2 separate regions of the Homo sapiens genome follow, and region 1 is linked to region 2. A link is a loop called in an ENCODE intact Hi-C map of the cell type or tissue named here. Cell type or tissue: mammary epithelial cell. All regions are shown on one strand. Links, peaks and the distances in the headings refer to the core of each region. The heading gives the core; the rest is flanking DNA. Region 1 overlaps KIF26B (kinesin family member 26B). Region 2 overlaps KIF26B (kinesin family member 26B).

The links. Peaks named below come from ENCODE experiments on the same cell type or tissue, not always from the same donor. Only the 100,000 strongest peaks of a DNase experiment are listed, where the experiment ranks them.
Region 1: a loop joins it to region 2, with 2.4 times the contacts of the local background. A loop is called at or near these places in 1 of 110 quality-filtered maps.

Annotation. Positions count from the first base shown.
Region 1 is chr1:245,578,814-245,594,523 of GRCh38, reverse strand. All of the region lies in intron 5 of KIF26B (kinesin family member 26B), which reads right to left. Among named protein-coding and RNA genes, the nearest start is that of KIF26B-AS1, 350 kb to the right of the region's middle. RefSeq lists an enhancer at 10,342-11,541. In mammary epithelial cell, for the core only: no CTCF peak of the experiment used is centred there; DNase peaks (open chromatin) are centred at 8,773 and 9,093.
Region 2 is chr1:245,646,654-245,662,363 of GRCh38, reverse strand. The region is part of intron 10 of KIF26B (kinesin family member 26B); the gene reads right to left. Among named protein-coding and RNA genes, the nearest start is that of KIF26B-AS1, 420 kb to the right of the region's middle. RefSeq lists an enhancer at 13,356-13,869. In mammary epithelial cell, for the core only: no CTCF peak of the experiment used is centred there; no DNase peak of the experiment used is centred there.

The DNA.
Region 1 (15,710 bases), core at 4,172-12,171, 68 kb after region 2:
GACAAATGTAACAGAACAGAGGCCTCAGAAATAACACCACACATCTACAATAATCTGGTCTTTGACAAACCTGACAAAACAAGCAATGGGGAAAGGATTCCCTATTTAATAAATGGTGTTGGGAAAACTGGCTAGCCATATGCAGAAAACTGAAACCGGACCCCTTCCTTATACCTTATACAAAAAGTAACTCAAGTTGGATTAAAGACTTAAATGTAAGACCTAAAACCATAAAACACCCTAGACAAAAATCTAGGCAATACCATTCAGGACATAGGCATGGGCAAAGACTTCATGTCTAAAACACCAAAAGCAATGGCAACAAAAGCCAAAATTGACAAATGGGATCTAATTAAACTAAGAGCTTCTGCACAGCAAAAGAAACTATCATCAGAGTGAACAGGCAACCTACAGAATGGAAGAAAATTTTTGCAATCTATTCATCTGACATAGGGCTAATATCCAGAATCTACAAAGAACTTAAACAAATTTACAAGAAAAAAACAAACCCATCAAAAAGCGGGAGAAGGATATGAACAGACACTTCTCAAAAGAAAACATTTATGTGGCCAACAAACATATGAAAAAAAGCTCATCATCACTGGTCATTAGGGAAATGCAAAGCAACACCACAATGAGATACCATCTCACACCAGTTAGAATGGCGATCATTAAAAAGTGAGGAAACAACAGATGCTGGAGAGGATGTGGAGAAATAGCAATGCTTTTACACTTTTGGTGGGAGTGTAAATTAGTTCAACCATTGTGGAAGACAGTGTGGTGATTCCTCAAGGATCTAGAACCAGAAATACCATTTGACCCAGCAATCCCATTACTGGGTATATACCCAAAGGATTATAAATCATTCTACTATAAAGACACATGCACACGTATGTTTATTGTGGCACTGTTCACAATAGCAAAGACTTGGAACCAACCCAAATGCCCATCAATGATAGACAGAATAAAGAAAATGTGGCACATATACACCATGGAATACTATGCAGCCATAAAAAAGGATGAGTTCATGTCCTTTGCAGGGACATGGATGAAGCAGGAAACCATCATTCTCAGCAAACTAATACAGGAATAGAAAACCAAACACTGCATGTTCTCACTCATAAGTGGGAGTTGAACAATGAGAATACATGGACACAGGGAGGGGAACATCATACACCGGGGCCTGTTGGGGGCTGGGGAGCTAGGGGAGGGATAGCATTAGGAGAAATACCTAATGTAGATGACGGGTTGATGGGTGCAGCAAACCACCATGGCATGTGTATACCTATGTAACAAACCTGCACATTCTATACATGTATCCCAGAACTGAAAGTATAATTAAAAAACAAAAAACAAACCCAGGTTTTATAAAAGGAAAAGATTTGAATACTTTTCTGGTAAAATTTCCATCAGTGATCTAAAATTGCTTCTTCCAAAGGAAGATCTTTTTGATTCCATATGACTGAAAGACTCCAGAAGTTTTTTGGGGTACCAAAGAGTCATATTCCAGATGGCAATGATCATGGAGGTCTTACATAACTCCAATGCCAGGAAATCCAGGGGACAACTAAGGAGGCTGTGATCCCTCAATTCAGAGGGAGCTTTTAAACATATTTTACAAAGCCATTGCTCCATCAACCCATAGTTACCATTACAGAACCACAGACCCATGCCTGAAAGGACCCCAGAGACTCTGAGCACAGTTCAGTTATGAGTTACAGAACAAAAGTAAATTGGCTTAAATTTCTTTGCCCAAACAAAACACACAATAATAATCCTGCATGACATGTTCAAAGATCAGGGGGCTTTATCCACCTGGAGAAAGTCCAAAGCCATATGATTCCATGCTGAGTTTGGGGGTGGGAGGGCAGATGAGGGGGCTGGGGTGCCCTCCAGGCCTACTTTGGGGCAGCGACTGCTCCGTGTTGACCAAATCAATCAATCATCCATCAGCAACACCACCACAACTTCTTTACAAGTTTTACAAATCTTACAGTTTATACAGACTTTTCTCGTATCTTACTTCCATTTGGTTGCCCCATAACTGCTTTGTTAAGGGGATATTATTATAATAATTATTACCATCTTTCCTATTTTGAGGCTGCAGAGATTGACTTGCTCAAAGGCACCTGCCTGGCGAAGGTGGAAGGGCCCTGGCCCTGGACTGCTCTTCCCTCCATGAGCATCTTGGGTCATAGCCAGAGCGGAGCCATCTCTCAGGAGACTGGGGCGGGCAGTGGGGCCTGCGCCTGCACCCTGGGCGGCTGGCTTCTCCGAGGTGCCGCTGGGTGAGCTCCCGTGGTGCCAGACAGCAAATAATGAGCAGCGATGCCATCAGAGAGGGAAGATTTGCATTATTAAAAACCGGGCCGGGAAAGGTGACAAGTGGTGGCACAATAAAGCTAAGTGTGAGGGAGCATGTGCAGGACGGGAGAATGGAGCCCGGTAATGAGATGTGCTCTAAGAAGCGCTTCGGGGAGCGGAGGGGGAAGGAAATTCCCTAAAGGTCTTCATCAACACGAGTCTGTCACCAGGCAAGCCCGGCAAGGGACTGCGCGCTGGAGGGAGGGAGTTGAAACCAAGGAAGAAAGCCCTTCCCCGTGAGGCACTGCTAATGGCCGGCAGGCTTGGGGGGCCAGGTCCCCCCACCAATTAGCAGGCGTGGGACAGGGCTGGCCAGGCTGCAAGGATGGAGACAGACACATGTCGGGGGCTGGTCTGTCAGAAAGGATTGGGACTCTGACGGTGGCCTAGTTAGAAGGGGCCTCATCCTCAGCTTGTTGTATTAGGGAACTGATTTTAAATGGATGAGCTGGTGTAAAGATGCATCCAGAGACAGGCGTTCTCAGGTGTGAATGAAGTGGGGAATGGGATTCTGAGGCATGCCTGATGACCCACTCCGACCTCAGTGACACTCGCTGTCAGAGCGTCCCATCTGCGACTTACAGGGCACATGGCCTAGAGCTTGGGGGCACAGGCTCTGGAGACAGGCGGCCTGGGTTTGAGTGCTGGCTGTACGTTGATCAGTATGTGTCCATGCACGAGTGTTTAACCTCCTCTGTCCACATCTATAAATCGGCCATAATAACAGTACTGGCCTAGCAGAGTTACTGTGATCATTAAAAGAGCAAATGCCCATAACATCCCTTTCCACAATGTCAGTGACATAGTAAGTGCTCAGTAAATATTAGCTATTATTACTTTTTACTGAGGCTACTGGAAAGACTATGAACTCTGAAGGCAGACAGATCCTGACTCTTGGTCGCTGTGTGACCAGGAATATATTATTTTAACATAGTTTCCTCATTAGTAAAATGGCGATAATAATGCCTATCTTGAAGGACTTACGTGACTATTAAGCAAATAATTATCCTAAGCACTTAAAACAAAGTACGTCCTCAATAAATAATAATTGCCAACATATTGAACCCATGTCCATGACAGTGTTGTAAGAGCCCATTCCTCACTGCTTCCCTGGATCTCCCTTTAACCACGTTTGACCTAGGAGTTCAGGAGACCTAATCATTAGATTCTGAATCATCCTACACTCACAGAGCTGAGACAGACACCACACTTGCCCAACGTCATCCAATTTTTTTTTTTTTTTTTCTTTTTTTTGAGACAGGATCTCACTGTCACCCAGGCTGGAGTGCACTGGTGTGAGCTCTGCTCACTGCAACCGCTGCCTCCCAGGCTCAAGTGATCCTCCCACTTCAGCCTCCCAAGTAGCTAGGATGACGCACACATACAACCACACCCAGCTAATTTTTAAATTTCTTGTACAGACAGGGTTTTTCTATGTTGTCCGGGCTGGTCTTGAACTCCTGGACTCAAGTGATCCTCCTGCCTTGGACTCCCAACGTGCTGGGAATACAGGCGTGAGCCACCGTGCCCGGCCTGGACGCCCAGTTTTTATAGACGCGGGTTACACTAAGGTCTTCCAACTTCCACCACGCTCTTCTGCCTGATTTTTGGTAAACACTGGGTAAGTGACAACTGGAGGTTTTTCTGAATACTTGGTAGAAAAACTACTGTGAGTAGAAATGGTAAATATCCATTGGAAAGAGAAAATATTTAATAGCACAGAAGGAATTTTTGAGAAAGCAGCAGTGGACGCTCCTTAATTAGAATTTTTTTAGATGTGTTCAGTTTGGATTTTGGCACTTATTGTGAATAAAGGGCCCATTTCCGCGTTGGCCGTCCCCTCCCGCGGGGCCCAGCCGCCCCGGGGGCACAAACCCGGGACCCCAGGGACCCCGGGACCCTGCGCATGCGCGGCACGGTGCGGCCAGGGGCCCCGACCCCTGCTCTGACTCGCCGGGTGGTTTGTGCTTCCACCGGCGCCTCGGCCTCCCCTTGCAGGCCTCCCTGCCACGTTGGGCACCCCCACCCCCCGACCCCGCGGGGCCCAGCCGCCACAGAGGCGGCTTATTGTTAATAAAGGGCCCACATGAGTAAAGCTCACTCATGTGTTACGACTGTCGTTAAATAGCAAACAGTCAAGAGATGCTGCGTCTGCAGACGCAGACTCGTCTGTCAGCACAGAGATGCTATTTGGCTTGGAGAACAACAGGACCCAGGCAAAGCTGCTTTTCTTCTCTGCAGCTCACTGCATGATCAATATGAAAACTTGAGCTTGCTAACATGGCACCCGATTTAGTGTCTTCTGTACCTCCTTGCCACAGTCTCTCCACTTCTGAGAATTTCAATATCCCACTGCTTCTGGCCTTTCACCTAGATCAGTAACGTCCAGAACTCTGAAAAGAAGTAACTCAGTCTGGTGTCTGCCCAGAAATACCAGCTACCAGATCCACCGTGGAGTTTGGCAAAGCACCGTAATCAACAACCTAGTTATCTAAGACAAAGAGGCAATGACCACACTCGCCTAATAATTAGGTATACTGGATGTCTTTCTGGCGTTGTTCCCCAAAGTCCATTTTCTTTATAAAACTGTCTTTGAGGAAAACGGTCTGTGCTGGCTCCCAAGTTCCATTAAATGTGTGCAGCTCCCATGAGATGATAATTTTGTTCCTGGCAGTGGCACGTACGGAGGAGACCTGCAGAAGGAGCTAGGGGTGACAGCATCAGCCCCCTTCTCAGTGCCGCCTGGGGACAGATGGCAGGCACGTAAATACAGACCGCATTCAGTTCATCATAAAGGCCTTGCCAGCCTGCGAGATCACAGCCTGGTGGTGAAAAGAAGGCGTCCTTCTCCAGGCCCACTGCGGAAGGTGGGAAGCCCTTTCTAAAATACCCCTGGGCAGTGGGCTATTTCTCCAGCCTGGGACTCTGCAGCTTAGTTCCAGGAAGGAGAGGAAGGAAGAATCCAAGAAACTAAGGGAATTGCCCTAGTAAGGAAAACCACCGAAGGGATCTTTTGGGTCAAGAGGTGGAAATCTGGAACGGTCTTATCTAAAATGTAGGATGTTAGGTAAATTTAACTTTCTTAAGAGCCCGACGTATACTGAATGGATCACTGCACCAAACGCTACGTTCTCGTAACTTCCCCACACTAAAAGAGGGGAGAAGAGGGAGTCAGAAGGAGGAACAGAGAAATTATGCCACTATCCCTGGGACTTGGTACATCTTAGATACTTTCATTCTCATTCAACCAATAAGTAAGAGCAAGAACGTCCAGTAACTGCCCACAGTTACCCCAATTCTTTCCCCATCAGTTCTTCCAAAAGGCCCCCTTTCCCAGGACTGCATCTGTTCAATTCCACTCAGCATGTGTTGAACACACAGTATGTACAATGCCCTGAGCCAGCGAGGGGCAGGAAGGAGACCCAGAGGATGGGGAACCAGTTGGGTTTACGCATAAAACAAAAGGGAGATGGTGGCATTTCCACGTAAGAGTTCCTTCATTTTCAAGTTTTAGGTTTGGAACAAAAGCAACTTTAATTCTCTGCTTAGCTCCAATGAGTCCCAGTCATCCTGCTGCCATCTTGTTGGAAGGACTGGAGGGGGTCTGAGTGCAGGGGACAGCCTGGGTGAAGTGAAGGACGGGTTGATAAGAAGAGGGGCCCAGTGAAGCCCAGCTGGAGGAAAGGAGCAAACGCTAATGAGACGCTCCGCCACCTCCCGCCAGAGGCAAGCCACTGACTGCCCCTTTAATTCCCTTCACCGCCCCTCCGCCTGGCAGAGAAGTGCTTGCTGGCAGTGGGAGACTCAAAGCAGCAGGAGTTCAAAGCAGAATGGTAAGTTCTAATACGGAGGATCATTAGGAGGACGTGTCTTCTCTTTATTTTCTTCTTAAAATGTGTATATGGAAGATCAGATGGGGGTTAGGGAGGGAAGTACCAACTCAATGTGAAAATTACCTAATCCCAGTCTGTTCCAGTGTGCATATCATAAGCATTAAACAAAAAGCCTCACCAAATTAAAGTATATGCCGTATTCCAACAATGATAATCCCCTCTGCATGAAAGGCTGGGGCTGTGGAGGAGGCTGAGGGGAGCGTTTCCTCTGTAGCCGAGGGGCTTGGAAACCTTTAATGAAAGGCACCTGATCAATAAGGCAGACTCCTGCATTTGAGAACTTAAAAGCCTTCCTAGCACACTGTGTCTGAAGGAAACGTCAGAAGCATTTATCATGTGCTGGGACGGATGCTTTGCAGCTGCTGCTTGCCAAACTATAGATGTTAACTTTTCTTCAGCCCTGCAAATACTCTCACCAGGCCTTTTCTCTTCATACGGAATCAGCTTTCCTCCAAGACCAGAATGCAGTTGGAGGTTTGATCACGGCTCTGTAGAACAGTCCCCACTACCAGGCACTGAGACTGCAAAGTGGTCCCAGCCTGAAGCTTTGTTTCAGAGCTCTGGCTTACGTAGAGCTGTCTGATCTTGCCTTCAAGGTGAACCTACAAACTACACTTTTGTATTTCCAAAGCACTCAAGCTGCTGTTCCCTAATTGAGGCACTGTGCACAGTTCATCTTGTTTGGACTTAGAAACCTCAGTCTAGAAGAAACTAGCCCAAGGGATACAGACGGGACGGAACAATGGCCGGCAGCTCTCCCGGACTCCTGGCCACTCCCCAAATGAGTCTAGAAGATAAGCAACCAGGTGAGAAATCCATTCCTTCCTTCACTAAGCATCTGTTAAGTACCCCTTAATCTGGTCCAGGTACTGTGCGAGGCTCTGGGGTTATAAAGAGCTTAAAAACGAGTTGCTGTCTTCAAGGGGCTTACGGTTTATCAGGTGAGACAATAAAAAAACACCCCAGCATAATAGAGTAGTACAAAAGAGTTGTGTACTGGGGTTCAGTGAGGACCCAAATGAGGGGGCATTTCCACTTGGGGCCAGGAAAGATTTCATAAATATGTTCATGGATGAGGTTCAGAAGAGGACTCAGTGTCAGCTGTGCGCTCTAGGTGAGTGGGCAGCATGGCCAAGGTGCAGGGGGGCAGGCTGACCGGTGTCTTGGAACCTGCAAGTAGCCATGGGGCTTGGGGCAAGGTACTTCTATGAGCCTCAGTTTCCTCACCCGTATGATGGGATGGCAATCATGCCTCCACCTGAGAGAAGTTGTGATGAGGATTAAATGAGATAATGCATGAGAAGTTCTCGGCAAATAGCCCGGCACGTGGGAAGGGCTCAGTGAGTATTGTTTGATGTTTTTTTTTTTTTTTTTGAGACGGAGTCTCGCTCTGTCACCCAGGCCGGACTGCGGACTGCAGTGGCGCAATCTCGGCTCACTGCAAGCTCCGCTTCCCGGGTTCACGCCATTCTCCTGCCTCAGCCTCCCGAGTAGCTGGGACTACAGGCGCCCGCCACCGCGCCCGGCTAATTTTTTGTATTTTTTTTAGTAGAGACGGGGTTTCACCTTGTTAGCCAGGATGGTCTCGATCTCCTGACCTCATGATCCACCCGCCTCGGCCTCCCAAAGTGCTGGGATTACAGGCGTGAGCCACCGCGCCCGGCCTGTTTGATGTTTGACTGTAGTTGAGGGTGGAGGAGAAGTAAGAAATTTGGCTGGAAGAATAGAGGAATGACAAATTGTGGAGGGACTCCTTTCCTCAAACTAAAAAGTCTGTACTTAACCCAGACAACAGAGGGCCACTGGAGGGACAGAGAAGGAAAATAACTGGGTGATTACCACTGCTCTGTAATCACAAAACTCCAGGTGTTAATTTCTCCATCTGTAAAATAATGCTAATAACACCACCAACTTTCTTCCAATTTGGAGTGTTATGAAGTTAGTTATAGATGGGCCAGGTGGCTCATGCCTGCAATCCCAGCACTTTGGGAGGCCAGGGTAGGATAATTGCTTTAGGCCAGGAGTTTGAAATCAGCAACATAGCAAGACCCCGTCTCTATTAAAACAAACACACACACACACACACACACACACACACACACACACACTGGTCATGGTGGTGTGTGCCTATAGTGCCAGCTACTTGGGAGGCTGAGGCAGGAGGAGCACTTGAACCTAGAAGTTTGAGGTTATAGTGAGCTATGATCACACAGCACTGCATTCCAGCCTGGGTCACAGAGGCAGACCCTGTCTCTAAAAACATTAAAAAACTAAAAAAATGTATTCTAAGTGAAGCTAAAGATGAAAATGTTTGTGCAACTTGCACTTCCACAGCACAGCATTTTTAAATGTGTCGACTACGTGTTCAATGAGTTTTCTGCAGGGATTGTGTAGATGACACAACTGTAGTTAAGAGTCGGCTGTATGCATGCTAGTAGCAGCCATGTGATTGGCATGAAGGATAATGAATCAGTCAACCAACAAATGAATATTTATTAAATGCTGATGAGTAATGCAGTCTCCTTTACCTAGGAAACCTAAGGATGACAATGTATTTGAATTCATGGAAAGAATCAGAGACAGATCTGCTTCGGAACTCTCGAGAAGAGAAAGCTTGTTTTACAGTAATATACATAAATCCACAGGATGTAGGCTGCACTCCTCTAGCCATGGAATAGAACATACTGGAGGTAGCTAGGGAGCTGCCTGACAGAGAAACATCTTTTTTTTTTTTCCCTAGTGGAGAAGGAACGGCAGCCCTGGCTCCTCCATCCTCAGGATCACGTATTAATTAGCTCACCGACTAGACAGACATTTCTCTGTCCTGCCTCTGACTCATACTCCAAGTTAGTGATTGGGTTTCTGTCTCCTAACGGAAACAGCACAGACTCTTTACTTTGTAAACTTTTATAAGGCAATTGGCCACCTAATTTGAACTCCCTAGACACGTTTTTGTTTAAACAACTGTGGGTTGCAGGGAATTGGTTTCACATACGCACACAAAGGAAAACTCTTATTTTCTTACCAAGAACGGTGCATAGTTTAAGTTCTCAGACTTCATGTTGAAACACAGATTGTTGGTTTCCCCTCCCAGAGTTTCTGATTCAGTGGGTCTGGGGTAGGGCCTGACAATTTGCATTTCTAACAGTTTCCAGCTGATGGGGATCATGCTGGTCTGGGGACCACACTTGAGACCCACTGCTCAGGAGGCATGTTGGCCAAATCCTTGTGGAATCTTTCCCTCAAAATCTATTGCAAATTAAAAACACAGTGGAGGTGAATGTTATATCCTGGGAAAATGCCAATCTTATCAATTTAAAAGATTCTAGTAACTAAAGAAAGAATGTTTCTATGGTGTCAAAATCGAAGTGGCTTCTGACTCTATTCCTCAGTTGTACTTGAAAAAAATTCTTGAGTTCTAAACTGAAATAAAATAAATGTTTACCTTAGGAAGGATCAATAGGCTAAAGAATTTTTCTTTTAAAAGTTGTACAACTCCTGGATCTATATTTATTTGGTTCTGTAGCTTTTTTCTCTCATTGCTTTTATTACTATCGTAGAAGCATAAACTGCCCGCGATAGAATCCAAACCAACTCTTCCTATAGGTTCTTTTCTTTTTCTCTTTCCTCAAATAAACAATTCATTGGAATCGTACCAAAATGATACTCATTAGGAAGCCAAAATTAAAGGAAACCAGTAATTGCTCTGGGACCATCTTTCCTCCTAGAGGACACTGTTCTGGCACTGAAACTGTGTGCACATGAGTGTGTTTGAGGATAATCTTTAGCACTTCCATTCAACAATTTCTAGAGTCAAGAAGCATGTATAGTTGGATAAGACGGTCAATGTTTATTTCATGTGGAAAACAATTATTGTATTAGGCCGTTCTTGCATTGCTATAAAGAAATACCCAAGTCTGGGTATTTATAAAGAAAAGAGGTTTAATTGGCTCATGGTTCTGCAGGCTGTGTATGCATGACACTGGCATCTGCTCAGCCTCTAGGGAAGCCTCAGGGAGCTCTGACTCAAGTTGGAAGGTGAAGTGGGAGCAGGCACATCACGTGATGAGAATGGGAGCATGAGACGGGGCAGGAAACACACACTTTTAAATGACCGGATCTTGGGAGAACTCACTATCATGAGGATGGCACCGAGTCACGAGGGATCCATGATGCAGTCACCTCCCGCCAGGCCCCACCTCCAGCACTGGGGATTAACAGTGAACATGAGATTTGGGCGGGGACAAATACTTGAACTATATCAGTTATTAAAATCAGAAGACTTAGGATAATTTCCCCAGGGAAAGATCCTCTGCTTCTACAGAGGGTCCTTTTGTGAACTGTGAACGGTGAACTGCTCCACAGTTCATCCAGAATGATGTTTGGATTTGGTGGAAGCATTCCAGAATATGCCAGTCCTTCAAAACAGGGAGCCCTCACTGGGCAGGGTAGAGGAGATGCAAAGTCATGCTTCGTTGGGTAAGCGAACACTGGCCACCTTCCAGCTGTTTTTTCCAGCTTTGACACACCGAAAGTGAGGTGGTGATGTAACCCAGGCCTGCCCTGAAGCCCATTCGTGTACCACGGATCTTATTATGATACCACCCACCTACAATACAGCCCAGACGGCAACAGGTCCTCCGGCAGCATTGGAGAGGGCTCTAGTGAACTCCACCTAGAACCAGCTGATTTAACGAACTCTCATTCATGATAAGAAACATTCGTCTATAAAATGGAGTAAACGAGAATATAATGAATTTCCCCCAGCAGGTCAAGGTCAGGCTTGGGTATCTGGGTGGGGAACTGATGGTGGCAGGCAGCTCATGCAGAGAGAGAGAGTCTCAGCCAGGCTTGGCCCCGGAGATGGTTTCAAATCTGGAAGTTTCAGGCTCCAGTGAAAAACTCATTTTCAAATGTGTAAGGCTGTGAGTGCCTTGAAAGCAAGCCTGTGTGTTACTCATCTCCACAAGCCCAGCATCGCTCACGTGCCTTTCACACCACTGGAGCTCAGCTCTGCAGGACCAGTAGATCTTTAAGTCCGGGTAGAAAACTGGAGACACGAGTATTCAGCAACGGGATCTTCCCTGGGAATGCTCCGGATATGAAAGGAGATACGAAGGAAGAGAAAGAAAGCTCTACAAATAATAATGACAAATTAGATCGAAGGTTGGAAATGTTTTAAAAGCAATCTGCCCAGACTCTAAATCCTTTCTTCTTCTATTTTCAGGGGGTGAGTAGGGGGTGGTTACGCTGGCTGGGTTGCATGTGTCTGAATTATGGCCGCTGCCACCTCTGAGAGAGAGTGGGGGATGGAGTTGTTTTGCGGGGTGCAGGGAGAGAGGAAGGATGCTGGCCACTCTCATGCTCCGTGTCACTCATGCATTGGTTTAAATTCAGCACGCATCTGCAGATGGCTCACCTCTGCCTTGCTCTGTGGCAATCCTGACAGCTGCCCTCTAAGGTGGGCATATTATTGTTAAGTAGGAGACAGGTTCAAAGGAGCAAAAGGCTTCCCTAGGGTCTCACAAAAAGCAGGTGGCAGAAATGGGATTGAAACCCAGCCCTGACTCTAGGTCCTGTGCATTTTCTTTTCTACCACAATTGTCTGCCTGGGGAGACAGACGATAAGCATAAATCCTCTCGATCAAGCCCAGCCTATTGCATATAAATTGTGCACAAAACAGACCCCACACTGTATATATTTATGGTTGCTTTGCAAGTTTTATGGAACGAGTTAAAGTCGTTTTTTCCTTGTGCTGCTGTGGTTCAGTAATGCTGAAACATATTTCAGCACTTAAAAAAAAAAGCACAGGCTATGATTAAGTATATTAAGAGACTTTTAAAACTTAGATTAACGGCCTGGTAAGTTGTAAAACAACTCAAAATTGTGCAAATTTGTATTCAGGGATTTTCTAAAATTATAAGTTATTGACTTGATACATTGTAACAAGTCCTTTGAAACTGTTCTGCTCCTATTATCCAGATCTTTACTGTGTGGTTTATTGACAGAGTGAGGAACACAATGACCCCCTTGACGGGCACGTGGTAAATTCACAGCTCGTGTAGCTCTCGCTGAAGAGGACCTGCTCATCATTCAGCAAACACAGACATGAAGTTCAGCATCGGGCTCCCTGGTGTGTCTGACGGATGGGACTTCCAAAGGCTGTAAAGGTCCTTGCTCAAGTCTCAGCAGTTGCCTGGATGTAGCAGTTACACCAAGTACTTGAGTACCAGTAAAATGGCAGTTACTCCACACTGTTCACTTGGAGAATAACTGCCACTTCATGCTTATTGCTTATTTATTTCCTTCCTTCCTTCCTTCCTTCCTTCCTTCCTTCCTCTTTCTCTCTTTGACAGGGTCTCTCTCTGTTGCAGAAGCTGGAGTGCAGTGGCCCAATCTCAGCTCACTGTGGCCTCGGCCTTCTGGGCTCAAGAAATCCTCCCACCTCAGCCTCCCAAAGTGCTGGGATTACAGGCATGAGCTACCACAGCCTGCCTTGTTGGGTTTCTAGACAAGGTCCCTGAGACCCAGAAAGGTAAAGTGATATACAAAGTTCAATAATTACATGTGGTGAAGCCAGCGTAGCATCCACACCTCCTCCCTCCCCATTTAATGTCTTTTCACCAGAGAGCATGTGTTAATGAGGCTGTGGTTGTAGACTCTTATAGGAACTGAAGACCTGTAAGACCCATATCCCAGTTAGCCATCTTACAAACAGAAGCATTCACTGAATATATGTCCAGGCGAGAGAATAGGTGGCTGTAAGAAAACTGACCCCATTCTTTGAAACAAACACACGCAAGCTTCTTTCTCTATCTATCTACCTATCTTCTATTTCTCTATTATCTATCTATCTATCTTTCTTTCTTTCTTCATCACTATAATGCTCAAGAATATATTTGCAGCAAAACCCAATGCTATTCTGATCAAGAGCAAAGCCATCAATAGCTCTTGGTTGGAACTTGGGAAAAAACTGGGCATAGAGAGCCTGGTGAATACTTATCCAGGTGATACCAACTGTTGTAGGTCTCTTGAGTGTGGACCATGTATCTGAAGAAACAATTGTTTAAATGTTACTCAAAGGACCAAAAGGATGGATGTCCAAAGGGTGAGCATTTGATTTCTCCTCATGTGTGGAACTTGCCTTTTAGTGACCTGGCTGATGAGTGGCCAACGCTCTTCCTGTGCCATTGTGTCCCACACAGCCAGAATTTAATCATGCAGGAGCTGCTGGAAAGATGCTCTATGCAGAGAGAAATTAATGGAATGAACTCAGGACAAAACCCTTGTCTCGGGTCTGCGTCATTCTAATAGCAGAACAAACTTCATGCTGTCAGCAGCAAAAGAGATGACTGGAAATCACCTTTAGCTTTTCCATCCATTATGACAGCATGGGCAGAACGAGGAAGGAGGACAGCAAACAGGATGAGAAACCACAGATGAGGTGGCAGGCAGGAGGCATGCGCTGTATCCATCCAAGGACAAAGAGAGGTGGCAGGAGCTAAGGGTAAGTAAGGAGGGCTTTTAAGCTCCAGGAAGCGAAAGACTGTTCTAATCCATGCTGAGCCAATTTTCCTCCGTGCCCTCCAGACTCAGTCTCCACCCTTTTCCACTCTCCTGGTGTCCAGGGAGTGGGCCTGCCTGGACTGCATCAGCAGAACCCCCTTGCCCTCTGGAGGGAGGAGGCGAGTCCGGAGGCTCCGCCACACCTTCCTTTCCTCTGTCCCCCCAACATGGTTCCCTCCTTTTGACCCTTCGGACCTAGGCCATCCTGGCACTCTGCTATGACTAGCCCTGGTCTATCTAATTAGCCCTTTTCATTTTCTACACTCCATCCATACTTTTCTAAATAGTCCCGATCTAAGTGTGGTGTCTTTCTCCTGTCAGACCCCAACGGAAACACCTGCTCACTCGGGTAGTATCTTTTTCTCTGTTTGCATTTGCAAGCAAGGACTGTTCTTGGGGAAGGAGAGGGAGGACAGAAGAGAGTCTCATTCTGATGTCCCACTGGCAAAGGGAAGATCATGCCTGTGGAGTGCAGAAGGGGCAAATGGATAGGAAATATTGGGTGGGCACATTGGGGGTTTTAGCGTGTTATGACGCAGCATTGTTTTGCAAAGGCAGAGTTCTTTCCCAGCTGTTACAGCAGTTATGCTCAGAGCATTATGGTAATGACAGCTGACACAGTGATTATCGGCACGGTACAGCTGGAAAAACATGGCAGAGGGGAGTGGGCAGAGGTATCCAAACCTCAGGTACCTCAGGGGCAGACCCTAGAGGAAACCCGTGTCTCATGGAATGCTCACGTCTCCTTGACTGAGAGGGCCAGCCCGCCACCACTGTTCCTCCAAGGGGGAAACCTTCAGAAATAGACTGGTATTCATGAAAATCAAAGCTCTTTTTTTTTTTTTTTCTTTGAGATGAAGTTTCACTCTTGTTGCCCAGGCTGGAGTGCAATGGCGCAATCTCGGCTCACCGCAACCTCCACCTTCCAGGTTCAAGTGATTCTCCTGCCTCAGCCTCCCAAGCAGCTGGGATTACAGGCATGTGCCACCACACCGGGCTAATTTGGTTTGTTTGTTTGTTTGTTTGTTTGTTTGTTTGTTTTTTGTATTTTTAGTAGAGATGGGGTTTCTCCATGTTGGTTAGGCTGGTCTGGAACTCCCGACCTCAGGTGATCCACCCGCCTCAGCCTCCCAAAGTGCTGGGATTACAGGCGTTGAGCCACTGCACCCAGCCAAGCCTCCTTTTTAAATTTTCTTTTTTTAGAGACAGAGTCTAGCTCTGTCGCTCAGGCTGGAGTGCAGTGGTACAATCATAGCTCACTGCAGCCTTGAACTCCTGGGCTGCAGTGGTCCTCCCGCCTCAGCCTCCTGAGTAGCTGGGACTACAGATGCACCCTACTGCACCTGGCTCTCCTTTTTCAAAACTTAATTTGTTGCTATTTTTTTTTCCTAGAAAATTTCAACTGTAGGGATAAACACTAATTTTTCTTTGTGCAAAGTTTCCAGAATGTTCTTCGTTTAACTGGTGGAAAATAAAGCATTGTGATCCACACACCAATAGCAATGAAATATAGCTCACAGAATCCATCTAATTTGTTTTTCCCTCTGGATTATGACCAGGTGGCTAGGAAGAAAATAACTCAAAGACAGAGAATACCCTACTGTTCATTCATTCAAAAAATGAAAAGGAAACAGGACAGGAAAAGTTTAGAAAGGACTTTTTTTCCCTAAAGCAATGATTTATGAGGATAAAAACCACAGTTTCTAGTAGCATAACCAGAAACTATTTTCTCTCAGTTCATTAACTCTGTTCTTAGAGCCTGTTTTTCCAACCCAAAAGTCATTTCATGTAATAGTTCAGTTTCTATTTTGTTATTTCTGGCATCACTAAGACAAAGACCCAGAGAGTTGAATGAAGTTGCTGCTTTGCATGTAGGCACAGCCACT
Region 2 (15,710 bases), core at 4,168-12,167:
GGGTGTATATATATATAGGGTGTGTGTGTATATATCATTAGGTGTGTAAATATATATAGGGTGTGTGTGAGTATATATATCATTGGGTGTATATATATTGGGTGTGTGTGTGTATAGATATATCATTGGGTGTATCTATATAGTGTGTGTATATTATATATATCATTGGGTATATATATATTGGGTGTGTGTATTATGTCATTGGGTATATATATATGGGGTGTGTGTATGTATATATCATTGGGTATATATATATATTGAGTGTGTGTATGTATATCATTGGGTGTATATATATGGGGGTATGTGTGTATGTATATCATAGGGTGTGTGTAATATATATATCATTGGGTGTATATATATTGGGTGTGCATATTATTTATGTCATTGAGTATATATATATATGGGGTGTGTGTATGTATACATCATTGGGTGTATATATATATTGAGTGTGTGTATGTATATCATTGGGTGTATATATATGGGGGTATGTGTGTATGTATATCATAGGGTGTATATATATATATGGTGTGTGTAATATATATATCATTGGGTGTATATATATTGTGTGTGTGTATGTGTATATATATCATTGGGTGTATACATATAGGGTGTGTGTATATATAACACTGGGTGTATATATATTGGTGGTGTGTGTGTATATATGTATAACATTGGGTGTATATATATATATTGAGTGTGTGTGTCTATATATAACATTGGGTGTATATATATATTGGGTGTGTGTGTATATATATATCATTGGGTGTATATATATATTGGGGGTGTGTATATATATATATAACATTGGGTGTATATACATATTGGGTATGTGTGTATATTGTATATAATATATATGGTGTATATAATGGGTGTACATATATATGTGAGTGTATGTAAATCATTCCTCAGCGTCCTCAGAAGGTTACTGCGCTAACAGTGGGATCAAAGCAGCCCTAGGCTGTGCTGCACCTGCCTTTGCAAGGCTTAAAAGGCTCAAAAGGAACAAATTCCAAGTAACTGTGGCGATTAGTAAATACATTTCTAAATAACCCACGGATCACAAAATAATTAAAATGGGCCAGGCGCAGTGGCTCACACCTGTAATTCCAGCACTTTGGGAGGCTGAGGCAGGGAGTGGATCACTGGAGGCCAGGAGTTTGAGACCAGCCTGGCAACATGCAAAACCCCATCTCTACTAAAAATACAAAAATTAGCTGGGCATGGTGGCAGGCGCAAATAATCCCGGCTACTCGGGGGGCTGAGGCAGGAGAATCACTTGAACCCAGAAGACAGAGGTTGCAGTGAGCCAAGATCATGCCACTGCACTCCAGCCCGGACAACAGAGTGAGACTCTGTCTCCAAAAAAAAAAAAAAGAAAAAAGAAAAGCCAGGGATGGTGGCACACGCCTGTAGTCCCAGCTACAGGAGGTTGAGGCAGGTGGATTGCTTGAGCCCAGCAGGTCAAGGCTGCAGTGAGCCAAGATCGCACCACTACACTCCAGCTTCAGTGACAGAATGAGACCCCGTCTCAAAAAATGATAATTACAATGAGAAATGGAAAATATTTTGAGTGAATGATAGTGAAAATACCTGTCATTACCAGAACTTGAGGATACAGACAAAGCAGTACTTAGAGAGCAACGTAGGTGCTTACAGAACAAGAAGGGGAAACTGCCAAGCTAAGTAGCCACCTTAAGATGAGAAATAAAGAATGGCAAAGTAGGGCTGGGTGCGGTGGCTCATGCCTGTAATCCCAGCACTTTGGGAGGCCAAGATGGGAGGATCACTTGAGCTCAGGAATTCAAGACCAGCCTGGGCAACACAGTGAGACCCTGGCTCTAGAAAAAAATTTTTAAAAATTAACCAGGCATGGTGGTGCACACCTGTAGTCCCAGCTACTCAGGATGCTGAGGTGGGAGGATCGCTGTTGAGCCCGGGAGATCAAGGCTGCAGTGAGCTATGACCACATCACTGCATTCTAGCCTGGGTGACAAGACCTTTGTCTCCCCTACCCGCCCCCCCAAAAAATAGCAAAGAACAGAAATTAATAAATGGCAAATGAACATGCCCAGAACTTCCCTGTACTTAGATCCTCACGACACCAGCGCCAAATCCATGTGATAAATGACTATTACTAACAGGCAGTTTCAGTAATTCAAGCTTTGGGGTAAATTCTAAGACCTATTTGCTTCCACCAAATTCTAGACATGTGGAGAGTTGTAGTCATAAATAGGAATCTATACCTGCATCTTGTGTTTATTATTATTGCCATAGAAAAAATATTCACAGCTGACTTGCTGGAACTTTTTTTTTCTGAGATGGAGTCTCGCCCTGTTGCCCAGGCTGGAGTGCAATGGCGTGATCTCGGCTCACTGCAACCTCCACCTCCCGGGGTTCAAGCGATTCGCCTGCCTCAGGCTCCTGAGTAGCTGAGATTACAGGCATGTTCCACCACGCCTGGCTTTTTTTTTTTTTTCTTGTATTTTTAGTAGATATTGGGTTTTGCCATGTTGGTCAGTCTGGTCTTAAACTCCTCACCTCAAATGATCCGCCCTCCTTGGGCTCTCAAAGTGCTGGGATTACAGGTGTGAGCCACCGCGCCCGGCCTACTTGCTGGAACTGCTTACCTCTTTCCTTGAATGTACTTGATAATGTGACTTTTAACTGCTTTATGCCTTGTACTCTAATTTGTGCACATTTTTTCCTCTGTCCTACTGGTGCAAAAGCTCTCTGCATTAGCCCTAATGCTTAGACTAGTACTGTATATTTTGAAGATGCTTGATAAATTTGTCAAAATAACCCGGTAGAGCAAATATATGTTTGCTATTTTATCTGGCTCAGAAAATAGGGTTATAGCTTCAGTGCCTCTTCTCATCCTAAACAGGTGACAATACCACAAAACATATACTTTATCCTAGTTTAGATTGGGGATCCGATGGCCACAGGAAGCCTGCGGGCACAAAGGTGTCCTCTGGGAAGCTGGGCAGGCTACCACAAAGTTGAAGGTGGGTGTCAGACTCATATCTGTCACTAAAGATGCAAGGTTTAGATCAGGCTGGTTTCATTCAGATTAGTGCAAAATCGTAAGGAAGCTGAAGAACAAGATTCCATCATTATTATTTTTTTGAGACAGGGTCTTGCTCTGTTGCCCAGGCTGGGGTGTAGTGGCATGATCATAGCTGACTGCAGCCTCAACCTCCCAGGCTCACGCAATCCTCCCACCTCAGCCTGCCGAGTAGCTGGGACTACAGGCACACGCCACTATGCATGGCTACTATACTTTTAAATTTTTTTTTTGTACAGATGGAGTCTCACTATGTTGCCCAGGCTGGTCTTGAACTTGGGCCCAAGTGATCCTCCTGCCTTGGCTTCCTGAAGTGCTGGGATTACAAGTGTGAGCCACTGCATGTGCCCTCTATCATTATCTAGATGAGCTCATATGATAGGAGAGGTATATGTAAACAAATATTTAAAATATAAGTGCCTACATTAAAATACCATTTTAATGCCATTGAGTTGGAAGATGGAAACAACTTTCCTGGAGCAAAGAATTAGGAGGGGGGAAAGGAGATCAGAGAAGGCTTGAGAGGGGAGATGATATTTGAGATAAGCCTCAAAGAATAAGTAGGAAGGAATCCAAGAATTTTTAGTATTATTAATGGAAAACTGATTGGCTGGGTACAGTGGCTCCCACCTGTAATCCCAGCACTTTGGGAGGCCAAGGCAGGAGGATTGCTTGAGCTCAGGATTTCAAAGCCAGCCTGGGCAACATGGTAAAACCCCGTCTCTACAAAAAATATAAACTATTAGCCAGGCATGGTGGTGCACACCTGTAGTCCCAGCTACATGGGAGGCTGAGGTGGGAGGATCACTTGAGCCTGGGAGTGCAGCGAGCCTTGTTGGTGTCACTGCGTTCCAGTCTGGGTGACGGAGTGACACCCTGTCTCAAAAAGAAAAGAAAACTCACAATGTAATTGACCATATTAAATGATTAATGGAGGAACCAAGTGAGCATCTCATTAGAGCAGAAATAGGTTCGATTAACTTCAACAATCAGTTTTTAAAAACTTGTTAGAAATCCACCCACAGAAGAATATTTTGCAATATCCATCTACAATGGAAAAATCGTACAGCAATGAAGATTAAGAACCTGTAGCTGTGCGCATCAAGATGGATCTCAAAAATGAAATACTGATCAAAAGAAGGTACGGAAGGGCATAGAATAGAGTATGATTTCATTTACGTAACGTTCAACAGCAGACAAAACTAAACAGTATGTTTTGGGGGGACACATACTTAGGTGGTAAAACCTATAAGACAAGCAAGGGGATCAAAACCAGAAAATTCAGCACTGTGGTCACCGCTGGAACAGGCAGGAGGGTGACGGAAGGCAGACGATCACACAAGGGCACCTGAGCTAGTGGAATGTTCTATTTCCTAACCTGGGTGGTGGGCACACAGATTTTTTGTCATTCTATAGACTGAGTAGGTGTGTTTCTACATCTGCATATGCAACACATCTTACAATCAAAACATGTCAAAGACATAAGAAGAATCTCACAAATGGAGGAGGAGCTCCAGTACAGTACTGGAGTAGGGTATGTTCTTGGTAACTATTGATTGAATGAATGAATGAGTGAGTGAATGAACAGCCGCTGGAAGCAGAAGAATCGGCATCGGCAAAGCATGTGACTGTGGGGGTGGGGTGGGGTGTTCAGTCATCTCTATGTAGTTTCTATGGTCAGAAAGGTAGGTGTGGCCCAAATTCGGAAGAGCTCCATAGGCCACAAAAGGGTTTCAACTATCCTGTAGCCAACAGGAAGCCACTGAAGGTTTTAAAGACTGAGAGACATCAGATTTGCATTTTAAAGGGGCCTTCTGGCAGCTATGTGGAATGTAAAGAAAACAAAAATCCCGTCTTCACCAAAAGAGTTCTCGGAAGGAAACAGTGGATATGGCAGGTGCCCTTAATGAAGGGAGCAGTGAACTTTGTTCACTGTGTGTATGCAGCTACTGCAATTAGTTCTCAGCGCGCGATTTCAGGCTCAGGGGTGACAAGGTCTCGTGGGAGAAACAACCCTTGATAAGTGGTTTGAAAGACACCAACGCGGTGTTTTAAAGACAGACACATTTGACCCTCAGAAAAATGGGCATGTCAGGGCACAAAACTAAAAAAATGTATGCTTATAAATGGGAGGCTGCCAAATCTAGAAATGCCCCCCAAATTTTCATTGATCTCATCGGTAGGGAGTGAAAAGAAAGAAAAGTGAGGATAAAAAGAAACAGCAACTGTGGTCATTGCCCTAAAGAACAGAGTATCATAAAGTCTCTTAAAAGCCGACTATTCCTCAAACCACCTCTACTTCTGTGGTTCTCCTTTTGTTATATCAAAATGAAATTCAGCTCTGTTTTAGTTACAAAATTACTAGGTACATTAGACAATTTGATACAACTTAACTACTCCACAAATGTAACTATTCAAAAATTGTTCAATTAGACATGAAATAAATGAAATGAATGAATGAATTACACACAAAACCTCATTTGCATGAACAAAAAAAAAAATCTGTTAATGCTCAATTGGGCCTGAACCAGTTGTGAAACAGGTGAGAATTTATGGTTGGACACTCTGACTGAAGCTCTATTAAAGCTCAAGACAGATTTTTAATGAATTAATCCCCAACACATTTGTATGCTCCATCCTGTCCAATGCCTAATTGTGCCTAAATCAAGCCATCCTTGAATAATCACAGCCCCCTGTGGGTGCCCAAGGGCGTCTTGGGCTCTCCGTACTGTCCCCAGACCAACCTAAAGCCCTCCTTCTCTGGCTGTTTTGTTTCTGGTTATGACACAACTTGTGATATGATGGTTAGTCGTCATTAAAGATCACACTCAGCTGTGGATTCAGAGTCTTGCATTTGGCTTAGTGGTTTGTCATGATTTGTGTTGGATCATCTCTATATCAAAGCAGGGAATGACAGAACAGGTGTGAATGACTCAGGCATTTAGAGGACGGACTGTGGCAAACTTTGGAAGACACAGATGAGCGTGAGTAGAGAATGAGTGGGACTCGAGGAGGAGAGAGCTTGAGAATCACCGCTCTGTGCCATTCCTCAGCCCCACCCGACCCCTTCTTCCCTTAGTGCCGATTCAGCGCTGATGTGCGTATATTATCAGTTACTCGGTGCTCAGTGTCTGTATTCCTGCTACACTGTAAGTTGCCCAAGAATGCAGATCATCTGTTATATTCCTGGTATTTATTGTAGGGTATTTTTGAGTAAATGAATAAATGGAAAACTTAGATTTCTGCTATACATTTCTCAGATTATTTTCTCTGTATGTTTGGTGACCTCAATTAGGCTTAGAACCAGTTCCTTAAATTCCTCCACCAGTTCTTTTGGGCCAGAATCTACCTTGCTGATCAGAACAGCACCGAGTTCTATGGATGACAGAGTTAAATGTTATGAATCACGTGTGGTGTAAAATGTAAAGTGAAATTTATATCAAAGTTGGCCTTGACAATCTCTGAACGAAAACCATTCTCTCACTAAGTCCAACACAGACAAGTTTTACTCCAGCATTAAAAACATACCACCTCTCCGGCTGTGCAGCAGAAGTACTCGGCTTGCATTTAAAGGCCGTATGAAAAAGGAGTATCTTTAAATATTCAAATCACGCCCCAGTCACTGGGATACACAGATACAACTGGGGGTGCAGCAGCATCGAACCCCCACCCCAGGCTCATTCTCAGGCCCATTGGACTGTTTGAGGGCAGAGTCCTTTGCCTCCTTACATCATGACTTCACTTTCGTGCAGAGCCTGTAGAATTCTCTTAAACCAAGTATCTGTATCAGGCAGCCATGCTGTGTGTTAGGCACACAAACTCTCATTGAATAAATGCATGAGGGTTCATTTCGATAGACGGTAATTATCTACTTGGTCAAAAGAAAAGATGCGTACTTTCAAAGTCAAGGAATGCACAGAAGACAGGATGGTGGCAGAACCACGTGGGTTACACGATTCTGAAAGATGATAAAACAGTGACCTTTCTGCCTTTGAAGCACGTCTCTTTGTCTACCACAGACATCGTCTCCATGGAACCTACAATATGTTTCTGAGGTGGACGAGGAGTAAGAATGATTGAGATTTTGCTGATGGAGAAATGAAAAGCTCAGGGAGAGCGTCTGAGTGTGTGAGGTTAGCCGTGGCAGGGGTGCTAGAATCCATCTCACCGGGCCTCAGCTCAGCACTAGCTCAACGGCGCAGGTTGCAATCCATCTCTTTAGAAAGCACAGCGATTCCACCACACATACTTCTCTGGGAGCTCAGTCTGAAGAAACTTCACAAATTCCAGCTGAGAGGCTGATCACCTTAATCTGCCAGTTGTGGAATTTCCCAAAGCTTCTATTCTTAGCCAGATGTTTGAGGAAAAGCTCGTGATCTCACTTGCCAGCCCTGCCGTCATTCTCACCTCTTGCTTATCTCTTCCTTACCTTTCTTGTACTCAGCAAAGCTTCAAGGCACAGCCTGGGTGATAACCTCTCCTGCTCTGACCTGAACCTATTCACTCAGGAATGCCTTTGCATACCCAGGAGGGGCGGGAGATGGAAGCTGTCTTATCAAGTGGGCTGTGCCCAGTGTCTGGTTCTCCACTGTGGGAAACGGTCACCCTTCTTATGCAGGAGCTGCCCCAGATAAATCAGGAGGCCTTCGTGGGGGTCCTGGAGCCAGAGAAAGCCTGGTGGAGTCCTGCAGTTTCTCCCATCAGTGCGGCGTGGGAAGTGGCTCCATGAACTGTCAGGCTCTTTCACGAGAAAGATTATAGCTATATTTTATTAAAGGCTCATGAAATAGGGTGAAGCTTTCTGAGAGGATACCCTCCATTGGTGGTGCCCAGAACACGGGACCCAGACTGTCAGGCCCCACTGACAGCCATTTACTGAGGTTAGGATGCCTTCTAATCTACCCGGAGCCCTGCACACAGGTTCAAAGTCAGGAGCGTCTCGTTGCTTGTTACATTCTTTTTAATTTTATTTTTTGCCCCCTCCCCACCCCTCATCATTACATTCTTACTTGGTATTTTTTGTTTAGCCCTGATAAGTAGCTTGGGTCCTGAAAGGAAGATTTATTTCCCTTTTTTACCTTTCGTATTTTACATTCTTCATTGCCATGGGTATCTAGCCATCAGCCTGGCTTAGCAATCACAGAAACAGGTGAGACCAGGAGACCGACCTGAATGTATGAATTGGCTACCATCAGCCCTGCCCCTCGGGTCTGTGCCTTCATTCATTCACTCACTTAGAGGCAGGGTCTTGCTCTGTTGTCCAGGCTGGAGTGCAGTGATACGATCATAGCTTACTGCAGCCTCAACCTCCTGGGTTCAAGCGATCCTTCCACCTCAGCCTCCCAAGTAGCTTGGACTACAGGTATGAGCCACCATGCCCAGCTAGTGTTTTAATTTTTTTTTGTGGAGACGAGGTCTCCTTATGTTGTTCAGACTGGTCTCAAACTCCTGGGCTCAAGTGATCCTCCTGCCTAGGCCTTCCAAAGTGCTGAGATTATAGGTGTGAACCACTGTGCCCAGACTGTGCTTTTACTTATAATCAACTACACATATGCAAGCTTTGCTGGTATGTTTGATCCTCTGTTGTACCCCACTTGTTATTGCAACAAATGTTGACCGAGCACAATATTCCAGAAACTGTACTCGGTGGGGGGTGATAAACTGGGAGGCAGTGAGGCCCTGTTGCCTATTAGCTGTGTGAACTTGGACAAGATACTCAACCTTTCTGTGTCTCAGTTTCCCCATCTGTGATACTAGTATGATTACAGTACCTATGTCACAGGTTGTCAGAATGAAATATCCATAAGGCATTTAGCAGAGCTTGTGAGGCACAGTGAGAACAACGCCCGGCTGTGGTGCTCACGATGGGAAATACTCTCACCGGGGGCTCATTTATGCACCGTGCTAACTACCTTCCATGTAGCTGAAATGCCAGGAAATAAGTACTAGAAATCATTTTCTCCTCCTCCCTGTGGTCCAGCAAGTCCACGAATTAGGAACTTCTACCCCTTTAGCAAGATCAAGATAGAGTTCCCGCTCTCGGTTCTGCCCTTCTATTCACTTCCTCCAAGGGAGGAAGGAAGAAGGTCTGACTGCTGAGGCTGGTGAACGTGAGCCTGGGTGACAGCTGGCGCTGTCTGCCTGTCCCTCCCCTGCAGGCCACACCATTCTCTCCTCCACTGAGGCCGTGGGGTTGGGGAAGGGGCTGTCTACCCTTTCCTACTCTGCTAGGATTAGCAGGCTTTTCATTCCCAATCATTCTCTTGTATCTATCTGATCATTGGTTCAGAATTCAGAAAGACTTTAATAGTAACCCCAGACATTAGACATAAAGGAAGATACACTTGAAAGGCCAAAAGGGAAAGGAAGACGCCTTCCAATTTCTACCCAGCCCCGAGACCATCATGTGCCATTACGCCACAACGGCTGCTGCAGTGGACAGACAAAAACATGAGCCGTGGCTTTGCCGCCAAGAGATGATGACAGAGCTGGGGCCTGATATTCTGTTCCCAATTCAGTGAAGCTCTGAGAGGGGCCAGAATGTGGTCCTCTTAAGAATGAAAAGGACGAGGTGTAGAGTTCATGTGTCAAACTAGCGGCAGAACAACCAAAGCTTGAACCCAGTGTTTGTGACCCCGGCCGATCCCCAGACGGTGTCATTTCTCCCTGAGTGACTGGCGTGGTTCTATAATGAGCCTGGCAGAATTAATGTAGTGGCAGCTTCTGCCTCAACTCTTAAGAAAATAATAACAATCTCTCGAGATTTCTATAGCTAAATATGAAGATACCGCTAGCCAAGGAAGCAAACAGAGCTAAGGGGGAAAAATAAAAGCAAGTGAGAATGCTAAAAATCTCATAGAAAAGGGACTTCGATGTCCCAGCGACATTCTGAACTCACATTCTCTGCATCCTAACCATCACTAAAATGTATAAAAATGAGTATTTCTAAAGCAGCAATACTAAGAATTATCATTGCTGCAGTTGCCTGGCAACCTGAGACTTTGGTTATTTTATTTCTAAATAGGGAACGCTCTAAACTGGTATCTAGAGTTTGTGCAAATAGTTCTAAATTGATATTCTCCCTGTAAATCAGGGGGAGAAAATACAGCATTAATGTACATTTAAAGGAGGTTAAATATGCATATGTCTCTCTCACACACACACACACACACACACACACACACACACACACACACAGATTCTTACATGAACCTCTCCGTTTCATGCTATCTTAAACAAATCTGGAGAACTGATACTCCTTTGCATTTTTCCTGGCAAATATCTACTTAATTTCATGGTACGTCTAAGTAATATACATCCAAGTCCTGAGGAAGAGCCTTTCCTCTCCTGTGTGAGATGGGAATTCAATGCCATGGCTCCGCAGTCCCAAACCCTTTTACCTTTTTGGCACCAGGGACAGGTTTCGTGGAAGACAATTTCTCCATGGACCCAATGGGAGTAGGGAATGGTTTGGGGATGAGACTGCTCCACCTCAGATCATCAGGCATTAGATTCTCATAAGGAGCGCACAGGCTAGATCCCTCGCACACACAGTTCACAATAGCATGAGGTTCCTATGAGAATCCAGTGCCACCACTGATCAGACAGCCAACAGCCCTCAGGTGGTCATGCTCCCCCACTGCTCACCTCCTGCTGTGCAGGCTGGTTCCCAACAAGCCAGGGACCTGTACCAATCTGTGGCCTGGGGGTTTGGAACCCCGCTCTAGCTAACAGCAATCTTGAGCCCCTTTCCCCAGCTTCCCAGACCTTGAGTACTGGGTTTCCAGTTCTGAGAAAGGAGAGGCTAATCCCAAATCTCCATGGGCTCTAGGAGGAAGCACTTCTCCAGGCAAGGAGGGGAATGTCCACATCCTTCAGAGGCTCGTCCTGAAGTTCCTGCCAATGCTGGGCCTGCTGCCACAAGTGTGACCCACAGGTGCCAGAACCCCACCCTCTCTTGGATGAGAAGGTGCTTGCATTTTGAAAAAGCTGCCTCTACTTATGAAGTGTCATTTCCTTTCAAGTCACTGATTTGAACTTGAGCTTCTAGTGCTGCCTGCTGCTTTGAATGAACTGGTGTGTCCCGATGCTACAAGCTTAAAGATGACCTTGGTTCCTGACTCCTCACTAGGGCCTTAGGAGGAAAAGAGTTCCCATTATAGCCCCTGAGGATGGGTGTCCTCATCGCTTTTGTGGAACACAGCCTTCTGGAAGTGGATGTTGCCTGCGGTGTTTGCTCGTGGCCTGCAGCTTGGATCACAGATTGCCTCAGGCTCTACCAGAGAGAGGAGGAGGCGAGCTCAGCACAGCTGCTGAGACCCAAAGTGTCTCAGTGACTGATCTCAACAAACAAGGATTAGGTCTGGGTCTGAACCATAGACCAAACCCGTGAGAGGGAGGTGCCGGGCATCATTTCCACGACAGGATGGTTATGTAGCACCATTTTTCAAGATGACTGGGAGAAGCATCTCAGACAGGCATGACATGAGAGGGCCACAGAAGGACTTTCCATGAACTCTTGTTAAAGGGCAGCCAAGACATTAGCAACTAGCTGTTGTTTAGAAACAGAGTGTTTAGAAACACTGTGTTGGCAAATAAGCAAACAGGTCATATGACCCATTAAAGGAATTCTTTCTCCATATGGAGCAGCAGTCATCAATGAAGGTAAATGCTTCAGGGCTTGAAGGACGCCTGCATGACAGGTGTGTGCTTTCTAAGGGCCTGTGCCCTCTACAAAGCAACATCTAAGAGAACCAGAAATTCTATTTTGAGATAATTGGGTCATGGTGAGAATCTGAGTCTCGAAAAGCTGTGGTCCTTCAGATGAGCTGGGACATAACACCCGTTAGCCGAAGCTCAGTTCACCCTGACAGATCCTTGTGGCGGTTCTTCTGGGGGCCAACTCCTGTGGGATGTGCAACACTGGGTTTTGGCCTGAGAAGTCATTTCAACGCTTCTGCCTATTTTTTCTTATCCATTAAATGGGAAGATTCCTAGCACCTTGGTGCCCAAGAGCAGTAAGGAACAGCAAATGAATGTACCGAATAAAGAAAATTTGCAAATGCACTGTCAAAATGATCGAATGAGGGCAGGGTTCCCTGGAGGTGGAGGCTCTCAAAAATTAGAGAGTAATTTGTGCAGCCTGTCAGTGCAGAACTGACGAGGGGTTGGAGCCCTTGGTGGTCTCCCTGCCTTCCCTGCATGCTTTTCTGAATGGTGCCACCGTTGAGAACTGATTTATGGCGCCTGGACTGGCCGGCAAGCCTGTGCCATGTAATGTGCCTGTGCTGTGTAATGGCTGAGGTTGGAAACCTGCTCCACGCCTCCTGCATCTTCAAGGGCAATATCATTTGCAAAGTCAGAAGCATTCAGCGCACATGGAGGGTGCCTGTGGGAATGCCTGGGATGGGTAATGAATCCAAACTCACTTTCCAGCTTGCTCACATGACAAATAGCCTGGTAAGATGATGAAGAGGAATGAAGACAGGCTACAGCCCCTCTGTGCACATTGCAGCGAATTTCCCAGGAGCAAGCACAAGTAATGCAGGTTCCAAGTACAGAGTTGTCTGGGGAGACAAATGAAGAGGTAGTGGGGTGTCTGTGTTTTTTGGGGGGGGTGGGGGAAGGAAAGAGAATATGGAATTTGGTTTTCTATTTTTGTTCCCCCCGCCACCCTCCGTAAGTGAGCAGGAGGAGTAAGAGGAAACCTCAAGGGCAGGAAACTTCCACTTCTCTAAGGAACGCACTGCAAAGACAAGGCTTGACACCCTGAAGGTGTTTAGTATGCTAACAAAATGCTGCATAATGTGGCTTCAGAGCACTGACGGAATTGATCAAAGAAATCGGGGCTTTCCTGCTGTGCTGGGCTCCCCTGCCGTGCGCAGTGAAGGCAGCTCCGACATTTCGGGAGCTTGATGAGAAGTGGGCGTGGGTCTGCAGTGAGGCTGGGAACTGTCGAGGCCTCTGAAGCTGTGAGGAGCGAGGCAGTTTGATCCTGCCACCCACTGGCTGGGTGATTTGAGTAAACCTTTGCCTTATCTTCCTGTACCTCAAAAGAGGACAGTTTCTAGTTGATGAATCACTTTGTAAATGTACATTTGCAGATGCCAAATATTGAATCTAGGCCGTGGTCCAGACTCGGAGAAAACATTTCGGCAAGGGTCTTTTTAAGATCACGTACAATGAAGGGCATTAGGACACTGAGGGGTGACAGAACAAACGCACTGGCCAATGGATGTTTTGGGAAGGACAGCGCTGGCTGGATGGCCAGGGCCACCGTGTTTCCAGCACCAGGCAACCCAGCAAGGTCTCGATGAGTTGTGTTAGGCAGGGCAGGGCAAGGGCAGCTGGTGAGTCTGTACCCACGCCATCAACAGCTCAACCAGGCCACGGGACAGCTCCAGGATTGGGTCTTGTGCTGACACTGCATGGAAGCTAGTCTGCTTACTTGAGACACAGAAACACTTTAATGATCACTCTCTTGGTGCCAGAATAGAAGGAAGGGGACTCCTGGAATGAAGGCAGGCAGCTGTCTGCAGGGACTGGTGAGTGGAGATGTCTCCCAGGAGGGCAGGTAGCCAGTTGGTAGGGCCAGCATGTTAAAAATATGCTTAATTAACACGAAGCTTGAACGATTAATACAAACTTTCATTTATTTTTTTTTTTTTGAGACAGGGTCTCACTCTGTTGCCCAGGCTGGTGCAGTAGCGCAATCTCAACTCACTGCAGCCTCTGCCTCCTGGACTCAAGCCACCCTTCCACCTCAGCCTCCCAAGTAGCTGGGACTACAACCATGCAACACCATGCCCGGTTAATTTTTGTATTTTTTGTAGAGACAGGTTTTTGCCATGCTGCCCAGGCTGGTCTCAAGCAATCCTCCCGCCTCAGCCTCCCAAAGTGCCAGGAATATAGGTGTGAGCCACCACGCTGGGCCATAAAAACAATTTTTAATGTTTCCCTACTCATTTATAAAAAACCCAACTCTAACTAAAAGGAAGTTACTTTAAATTAAAAATAATTTCATGTTTACATGCATCTATCTTCCCGCCATCAATTCAACAACTATTTATAGAAATCATAAAAGCATGTCGCCCTGCAGAAACAGTGTAAAAGCTATAAGTAAGATATGTAATCAATGACCTCCTGCTAAGGTGCAATTTGGAATTTTATCTATATCATGATCTATGAAGTTCTGACATTAACAGACATGATTCTCATTTTATGGAAACCAGTGAGTGCTAGTACTCTTCCCTTCATCTCCAACTCCAACGGTTTCCCTCCCCTGCCCTTTCTCCCCACAAGCTGAATTTACTCAACTACAGAAATGACATCGAATGAAACTCTATAATTCTTCAACTCAGAATATTCTCCCATAGAAAAGGGTTGTTACAAGAGCCGGGAAAACCATTTCTGGGTTTATCCAACTAGGATTCCAAATTTCTAGAAATGAGATGGACAGGATTATAATCACCATTTAAGCTCCTAAAGTCAGTCCAGTAATGGTTCTCCTGGTAGGAAATAAACTCACAATGTATTTGGTGGGGGGGTCTGGCATCAACATAGGGCTGAGGGGAAGAAAAACTCCAGCACTCATTGTGAATCTCAGTAATTATAGAATACACTGCCCGACTTTTTCCTCCTACACAACAGCAACGTAGGTTTTGTAGGGTTTTTACAGATAAAACCATGAATCCACATATATTTAGTTAATCTTCACCTCATGGCAACTCTGTAAGGTCGGTGTTTTTTCCCTTTAAATAGGTGAGGATAGGCTTGACTAGATAGGTGTAACCAGACTTTCATCATTGGTTATTGGCCATAGTGTCCTAAATTCTACAATAAATTTTCTTTTTTTTCTTTTTTTTTTTTTTTTTTTGAGAAGGAGTCTCGCTCTGTTGCCCAGGCTGGAGTGCAGTGGCGTGATCTTGGCTCACTGCAAGCTCCGCCTCCTGGTTTCATGCCATTCTCCTGCCTCAGCCTCCTGAGTAGCTGGGACTACAGGTGCCCACCACCACGCCCAGCTAATTTTTTGTATTTTTAGTAGAGATGGGGTTTCACCGTGTTAGCCAGGATGGTCTCAATCTCCTGACCTTGTGATCCACCCGCCTCGGCCTCCCAAAGTGCCAGGATTACAGGCATGAGCCACCGCACCCAGCCTACAATAAACTTTTATACATGTTTTATCATTTTGAGCCTTATATTTCTGTGATGTAACATGTATAGCTTTAACCCTCATTTTAGGAAGAATGAAGGTTCATGCAGCTAGTAAGAGGCTCAGCTAGGCCTTGGCAGAAGCCTGGACAGCCAGTCAATGGCCTGCCACCACACGGTCCAATGAGAACGCTTAGTTGGGGTGATGGTGGTGGAGTGGCTTTGTCTCTGCCAGACATAGGAGCGGCTGTAATTTAATTGGAGCAGTAGTAAAGAGACAGGAAGGATCCTGGAAGTGACTAAACATTTGCATGGGAAGGCAGGTGCTAACTCCCCTAGCTTTCTGAACTCCCGAGATTGGGTTGCCAGATAAAATACATGTCACCAGGAGCGTCCCATGCAATGTTGGGGTGCATACTTATAATACAACCTTATTTGTTGGTTATCTGAAATTTGAATTTGCCTGGATATCCTATATTTTTTTGGTTAAGTCTGG